Linked DNA regions of Homo sapiens: region 2 is linked to region 1. The links are chromatin contacts, found by Hi-C in ENCODE. All regions are on one chromosome and are shown on one strand. Each heading gives the region's core, a stretch centred on a gene start or an enhancer-like site at or near the end of the contact. The rest is flanking DNA. Distances are from core to core; before and after follow the strand shown.

What was found. A loop is a pair of places that touch in the nucleus more often than their neighbours do. Pooled maps may share reads with other maps.
Region 2: a loop to region 1 is called in a map of endothelial cell of hepatic sinusoid, with 3 times the contacts of the local background. The contact joins the promoter of LINC02304 here to the enhancer-like site in region 1. A Hi-C loop is called at or near these places in 2 of 168 maps with a recorded cell type or tissue (PC-3 and endothelial cell of hepatic sinusoid) and 2 of 50 pooled maps.

Annotation. Positions count from the first base shown.
Region 1 is chr14:97,106,266-97,109,944 of GRCh38, forward strand. No RefSeq gene overlaps it. Among named protein-coding and RNA genes, the nearest start is that of LINC02304, 47 kb to the right of the region's middle. RefSeq lists an enhancer at 457-1,656. Within about 2 kb of position 1,691, at least 3 of the 41 ENCODE cell types and tissues checked have a DNase peak (open chromatin) inside an H3K27ac peak, as active enhancers do; they include PC-3, where a contact is called at or near this core.
Region 2 is chr14:97,153,423-97,156,945 of GRCh38, forward strand. LINC02304 (long intergenic non-protein coding RNA 2304) reads left to right here and starts at 1,435. Exons shown (of 2, transcript NR_146554.1): 1 at 1,435-1,747. RefSeq lists an enhancer at 999-1,168.

The DNA of each region.
Region 1 (3,679 bases), core at 441-2,940:
GTGGAGTAGTTGCAACAAAGACAGCGTCAACCGCAAGCCCCACATTTTTACCTCCTTGCCCATTTCGAAGACAAGTTGCAGACTCTTGGCCTAGATCTTGAAACTGAATTGGAAAGAACCTTGGAGGGGCCCTCCCTGACTCTGTGGGTGGATGCTGGAGTCCCTGCCTGTTGATTCTTCTGCAGCTGCTTGAGTGGCCTGCACCTGGCAGGAAAGCCCATTCCACGGCGGAGTGATTTTCAGTGTTTTCTTTCAGAGCTCTGTTTACCCTTCCTGGGTAAACAGATGTCTTACAGTTGAACTTCATAGCTTCTCGCCACGTAGCCATGCACCCTTTCCTTTTCTTCATACTTCACTCAACACCAAGAAATACCACCTCTCCCTTCGGGAACATCCGCTTTTAAATAAACCCACGTGCCTCCTCTGAGTATCCCTGCACAGATGAAGTGCCGGTGGGTAGGACCCCAGCCTGTCCTCGGCTTGAGACGCCCGCAGGGGAGGTGGAAAGGGCGTGGCTGTAGTCAGAAGACTGAAGTTTAAGGGTCAATTGGTCACTCAGTAATTATTTACTGAGCACCTACCTGCTTCCAGTGACTCTTTTAGCCACTAGGGACACGAAGTTTTCAAAACAAATTTCTGTCCTTTGCTCCAAAGCCTCTGGGGGAGATAGATCACCAAGGCGGAGGTTGGGGGTGGGTGGGGGGAGGGTGGAATTTAAAATAAAACTGTAGTGTGGAGGGTGCATGCCGGTGAGACCTCTAACTCAATCCAGTGGGACTTGGGGAGGGCTTCCTGGAGGAGGTGCTTAAGATCCAAAGAAACGAAGGATGAGGGATGGAAGGAGAGTCAGTGGAGGGCATTTGGGCAGACTGCTAAAGGTCTGTAGTTCCATCCAACTCTTACCTTTCCACTGCTATTTCCCCACCCCTCTCTAAGTTTCAGATGTGTCTTTGGGCCTTGGGACTTCTTCAAATGTCAATGTGCGTGAATCACCCGGAAGCTTGTTAAAATCCCAGCTCTGATTCAGCAGCTCTGGGTGGGACCTGAGATGACACATGTCTTACGAGCTCCAGATGGCATCCATGCTGCTGGTTAAGTGACCGCACTTCGCACGCAAACGTTCACTGCAGCACCGTTCTCAATGGCAAAGACATGGAATCAACCTAAATGCTCATCAGTGGCAGACTGGATAAAGAAAATGTGGTACATATACACCACGGAATACTATGCAGCCATAAAAAGAACAAGTTCATGTCTTTTGTGGGAACATGGATGAAGTTGGAGGTCATTATTCTTAGCAAACTAACACAGGAACAGAAAACCGAATACAGCATGTTCTCACTTACACGTGGGAGCTAAATGATGAGAACTCATGAACAGAAAGAAGGGAACAACAGACACTCGGGTATACTTGAGGGTGGAGTGAGGGAGGAGGGAGAGGAGCAGAAAAAAATAACTATTGGGTACCAGGCTTAATACTTGGATGATGAAATAATCTGTACAACAAGCCCTGTGACATGAGTTTACCTATATAACAAACCTTCACATGTACCTCCAAACCTAAAATGAAAGTTAAAAAAGAAGAAAGACCTTGGAGGATTTTATCGACTTAGCAAACATTTTTTTAAGAATCTATCCTGTGTGAGTCACTGTACCAGGATCAGCTAGAACAGGGAGATGGGAGTCAGGAATATCTGTACCTTGTAGTCATCTCACTCCGTCGGGGAGAACAGACATTGAGGCAAGGACCACACAGATGATCAATCACATTTCTGATGAGCTCCATGAGGAGAAGGAAGGGTGCCATGGGGGCGTAAATTCAGGGCTTCTGACTAGTTGGGGTCAGGAGGTTGGAGTTAGGCAAGGCTTCCCTGTAGGAAGTGAAGAGATATTTAAGGCTAAATCTTGGTTATCAAAATCCCCCTCTCCCATCCTGGGACCTCACAAATAATTTGCTTTCTGTACGGAATGCAAGTGAACTTCATTCCATAAATGCTTGGGAGGATCCAGGAGAGCTCAGTCTTCACACTGACAATGAACTCTCAGGCCCTGAGACTTACCTCAGGCACCTCCTCCAGGAAGCCTAAAAAGATTGACCCTACCTGACAGTGTTCAAACGAATCCTCTCATAAGTCTATTCTTGAAGGCCCATGTTTCCTGCAGGTTTTGTCAGGGGCCTGGTTTCCATGTCTCTCCCTCAGGAGCTGGAGCACTGGCCCACACAAGTCAGGCTTGCAATAATTTCTGACTGAGTGACTTTGAAAGTATCTGAAATGGGGACTTCAAAAATAAAAGGCAGTTAAGAAGCATGTTGCCTTTTTGATATCTGTCCTAGTGTTGCCAGATAAAGAGAATCCCATTCCCTTCTGTCTGGCTTTCAGTTTCTAAGGCTCAGGCTGAGCAGGCCTTCCACCTGTGTGATGTGAAGACACCTATGACTGCCTTTGTTGAGTACCTGCTATGCACAGGCTCGGGGCCAGCTGCTTTGCCTGCCTCATCTTTTCTGTACAACTGTCCTATAAGCAGTAGTTAGTGTGGCATTATACAGGCAGGCCGAGACGTTCATAAAATAAAGGTCTCGCTGTTTTGAGAAATACTGGGCAAGAAGGGAATTAGCCTGGAGCTGGGTTAGAGAGAGCAGTTGAAAGCTTTGAGTGAGAAAAGCATGATCAAGGGTCTTTGGAGAGAGGCAGGTGCGGGGCTGTTCTCTGGGTGGCCTTGGACTGAGCCACTTCTCCATTTCTTGCTTGTAGTTGTCAAGAATAACTGTGGAGGCCAGGCACAGTGGCTAACACCTGTAATCTCAAACTTTGGAAGTTTGAGACCAGCCTGGCCAACATGGTGAAAACCCATCTCTACTAAAAATACAAAAATCAGCTGGTGTGGTGGCGGGCGCCTGTAGTCCCAGCTACTCGGGAGGTTGAGGCAGGAGAATTGCTTGAACCTGAGAGACAGAGGTTGCTGAGAGACGAAATCGTGCCACTGCACTCCAGCCTGGGTGACACAGTGAGACTCTGTCTCAAATAAAAAAAAAAAAAAAGAATAACTGTGGAACGAGCTAGGCATGCACCATCTTGAGGTAAGGGGGAGCTGGCCAGGCCCTGTTCCAGTCCCCGCAAGAATGGGATGTCCTTCAATAGTTGAGCTCAGTGAGTCACATTCTCCACGGTGTAAAACCAGGGCAGATGGCTTTCCTGGGCCCCTCAGTTGTGCTGCAAGTAGGGCACATGCAGATAAGACTCCATCTGCCCTGGCAGCTTACCTGAGCCTTGTGTGGGACCAGCTTCCGATGAATCCTAGACATCTGTTGTCCCTTGCTGCCTATCTGCCAGGAATAAACACTCTTCCTGTAGGTCGTTGTGCAGGGGTGTTCTGTCTCATTGGATGCAAACAAGCTGGTTATCAGTGCTGGGTGACGCTGCTTCACAGCAGGGAGTGTGTTTGGGTACAGTGCTCCAGAGGACAGCCAAATGCACCCTTGTCAGCCCCTCCAGGATTGAGGGGGACATTAGAAGTGTAGTTCCTTGGCAAAGGGAGGCAGATTGAGGGGTACTTAGAGACAAAGAGACATGCCAAGGAACATAAAAAGCAGCATTCAGACAGATGTGGAAGAACTAATCCACTGGGCAGCTGGAGGTCCATTTGTAAGAGTGAACTGGGGCTGACCCAAGAAGCTGTC
Region 2 (3,523 bases), core at 185-2,684, 47 kb after region 1:
TTGTCGTCTTTCACCTTAACAAGCACACCCCAAAAAAAGTCCTCTGGTTTCTACGGCTTGTTAGGTCTATCATCTTTTTAATTAATAGTGTTTTTACGAAGCCGTCTGAACTGTGTCATTTCCATTATCAGAAACGCATTGCCATTAATGAATAATTTTCATTTCTGATCCCTGGTATCATGCTAGTTGATCTCCTGTTTCCATGCCTTCAAATGATAGCATCGTTTTCTGCCCACGATCAAATTTAATTTGGACTCTGATTATATTATGCTGTTGCGACTGAAGTGTCAATTTTTGTCAGGCAATTAGGAGCTATAACCTGTGAAGTTAAGTTTGATAGGCATTGTAATTGGATTGTTACAGTAATAGCCTGGAACGTTCCTTTTCCTCTTGCTTCTTTGATTCTTGATGCATACTCTCATCGTGAGAACAAAGACATTTGGTTATTATACAACCTTAGGATGTTTGAGACAACAAGATCACAAGTTGAAGTTTTTGCAGTGGAGTGGGCTTCGATGTAACTCGAAGTGTGGGACGTTGAAAGTTTGAGAGATTTGGAAAAAATTAGAACAAAGGGAAAGAAGTATCACAGAAAGCATTGTGTAAGAAGAAGTTAACAGGTCCCCGAAGTTCACTTCAAGATTCCAGATAAGTTGCAAACAAAGATGAATCACAAATAGCTTAGAGTCACCTGAGAGTTCCTCTCTTCCTCCCTCCCTCCCTCCCTTCCTCACTCTCTCCCTCCTTCCCTCCTTCCTTCCTTCCTTCCCTCCTTCCTTCTTTCCTTCCTTCCTTCCTTCCTTCCTTCCTTCCTTCCTTCCTTCCTTCCTTCCTTCCTTCCTTTCTTCCTTCCCTCTCTCCCTCTCTCCTTTCCTCCTCTCCTCCCATTATTCCTTTCTCCCTCCCCCTTTCTTTTCTTTCCCTCATTTCTACTAATTTATTGACACTGGACTAAATACATTAAATATTGTCATGGAAAAGACAAGCCCTCTATCCTCGTGTGGTTCATGGTATAATAGGGGAGAGATGGAAAATGTCACATCAACAGAATGATGTGACGAGATCCTTTAACAGAATACCTGCGTGTATCAGCAGATTCTCACTTGAAGAATGGGAGCTTGCCTGCAATGGGGAGGAGAGGAGAGGAGAGTGGTGCAGTGTGTGGGCACAGCTTTTGCAGAGACCTGGGCACAGCAAGGATTTGGGGCCATGAGGGAGTGGCGAGAAGTGCAGCAGGATGGGTGCCTGTGATGCAGCAGGATGGGCGCCTGTGAAGCCTGTGATGCAGGATGAGCACCTGTGATGCAGCAGGATGGGCGCCTGTGATGCCTGTGATGCAGGATGAGCACCTGTGTTGCAGCAGGATGAGCGCTTGTGATGCCTGTGATGCAGGATGAGCACCTGTGTTGCAGCAGGATGGGCTCCTAGCTGCCCGGGTGGCAGGAGGTGGGGCTGGAAGGAAGTGGGGCAGATCACAGGGAAGGGGGAAGCTGGCCCAGGCATCTGGATTTTATCCCAAAGCTCATGAATGTTAAAAGGCAGGTCCGAGGGTACCCTGGAGGACTTCCATAGCATCTTTATCAGGCCTGATGCCATGGCCCCTAAAACTCATTTGCTTTATTGCTACCCGAATACCCTTTACAAATGCAAATCCGAGCAATGAGCACACTGCCTGCAACCCTCAGGGATCCCGACTCTTACAGTGAAGACAGAGCTCTTCAATACACCCTGTGGAAAGGCTGGCCAGGTAAGTTACTGTTCAAATCAGGACCATTTGTGGGAGTGAAGTGTGTGTGTGTGTGTGTGTGTGTGTGTGTGTGTGTGTGTGTGTGTGTTGGGGGGATGGCAGGGATCTTTAGGGGGTGGAGCTTATTACTAATGCCTCCTCTGGGACAACAGGTGTCCTTGAGGACTGCCCCAGGAAAACCAGGAGGTGGGGCTTGTATCCTTAAGGCCCACATGGTCCGCCTGCGGCCTCTTTTTTTCACCCCTTCTCCCATTTGTCTCCTCCCCAGCTCTCAGCTGGCCAGCAGCACTGAGTTTCTTTTTAGTTCCTCCTACCCCCTGAAAGCTCTCTCTTGCCACAGGGCCTTTGCACATGCTGTTTTTGCTGCCTGAACCTTGGCCCTGTAGCCTCCCATTCATGCCCAGGCTTTCTGGCCACCTGGCTTCCAAGAAGGGAAAGGAGGTTAGGTTTTTCTTCCCACTCCTTCTATCTTTGCATCTTTTGCAAGAGCTGCATCCTTCACAACTTGGGTCCTACCTGATGTCTCCTCCTGTACAGTTTGCCTCCAGTTTCCTGCTCTTGTCCCTTCAGTCCTAGGGGTGACAACCACTCCCTGATGCTTCCTGTCTCTGAGCCCTTGCCATCCTATCTTTGTCCTCTTAACCCTGCTCACCTCTGTTAAGAGTCTTTTCATTAAAGATTCTTCATTTGAACCATCTGTGGCAAATTCTGCTTCCTGCTGGGACCCTGACTACGATGGTGCCTAAAACAAACTGCTGGAGGAGGAGAGAGGTGGGAGCAGAGACTCCCTTCTGGGATAGACCAGGAGGAGCTGACGCTTGTCTCCAAATACAAGAAAGACGTCGGCAGGCAGAGAGGGCTGGGAGAGCAGCTTTCAGGCATAGAGAACAGCATCAGACCAAGATGTGGAGGCAAGAGGAGGGTGGGCTTGTGGGCTAGCAAGGAGTCCAGTGTCTTCCTTCCTTCCTCCTTCCCTCCCTCCCTCCCTCTCCTTTCTTTCCTCTCTCTCTCACTCCCTCCTTTGTTTCTTCCTTTCCTTCTTTTTCTTTCTCCCCTCCTTCCTTCCTTTTTTGCTTCTTCCCTCCCTTCCTCCCTCCCTTCCTCCCTCCTTCCTTTCTTCCTCTCAGCACATACTCCTGGAGCATATACCCCGCTCTGTGCCAGGCACTGTTCTAAGCACTGCATAAATAGCAGCAAACAGACAACTTTTCTGCCCTCATGGATGTTCCATTCTCATGGGGGAAGACTGTTAACAAGCAATGGATGCATTTACACTATGACAAGTGTGTATAATATGACAGTGGAGGAAAATAAAGCCAAACAAGAGAACCACCAATGTGGCATGAGTGATTGGAGGTGTTATTTTACTGGGGGCTTCTCTGATAAGGTGATAGTTGAATGGAGTTCAGAAGGAAGTAAGGGAAAACGTCATTCCAGGCAGAGGGAAGGGCAGGTGCAAAGACCCGAGGCAGGCGATTGCTTGCTGTGTTCAAGAACAGTCAAGAAGCCAGAGTGGCTGGAGCAGGAGGAAAGAAGGCTAGAGTGATGGGGGCTGCTGTCAGAGGTTGAGGTGCAGACTGCGTTTGGTCATAGGAGCTGCTGTCATGAATTGGTGTTTACCCTGAGCTGGGAAGCTAAAGTAGGTTTGTAAGGAGGCAAATGACATCAGCTGGTTGCCAAATGAAAACAGTTTGCGAGGCAAGGGACAGGCGGGACCATTATGTAGGGTGTGGCTTCAATGGTCCCAGTGACTGAGTGTGGTGGCAGAGGTGATAG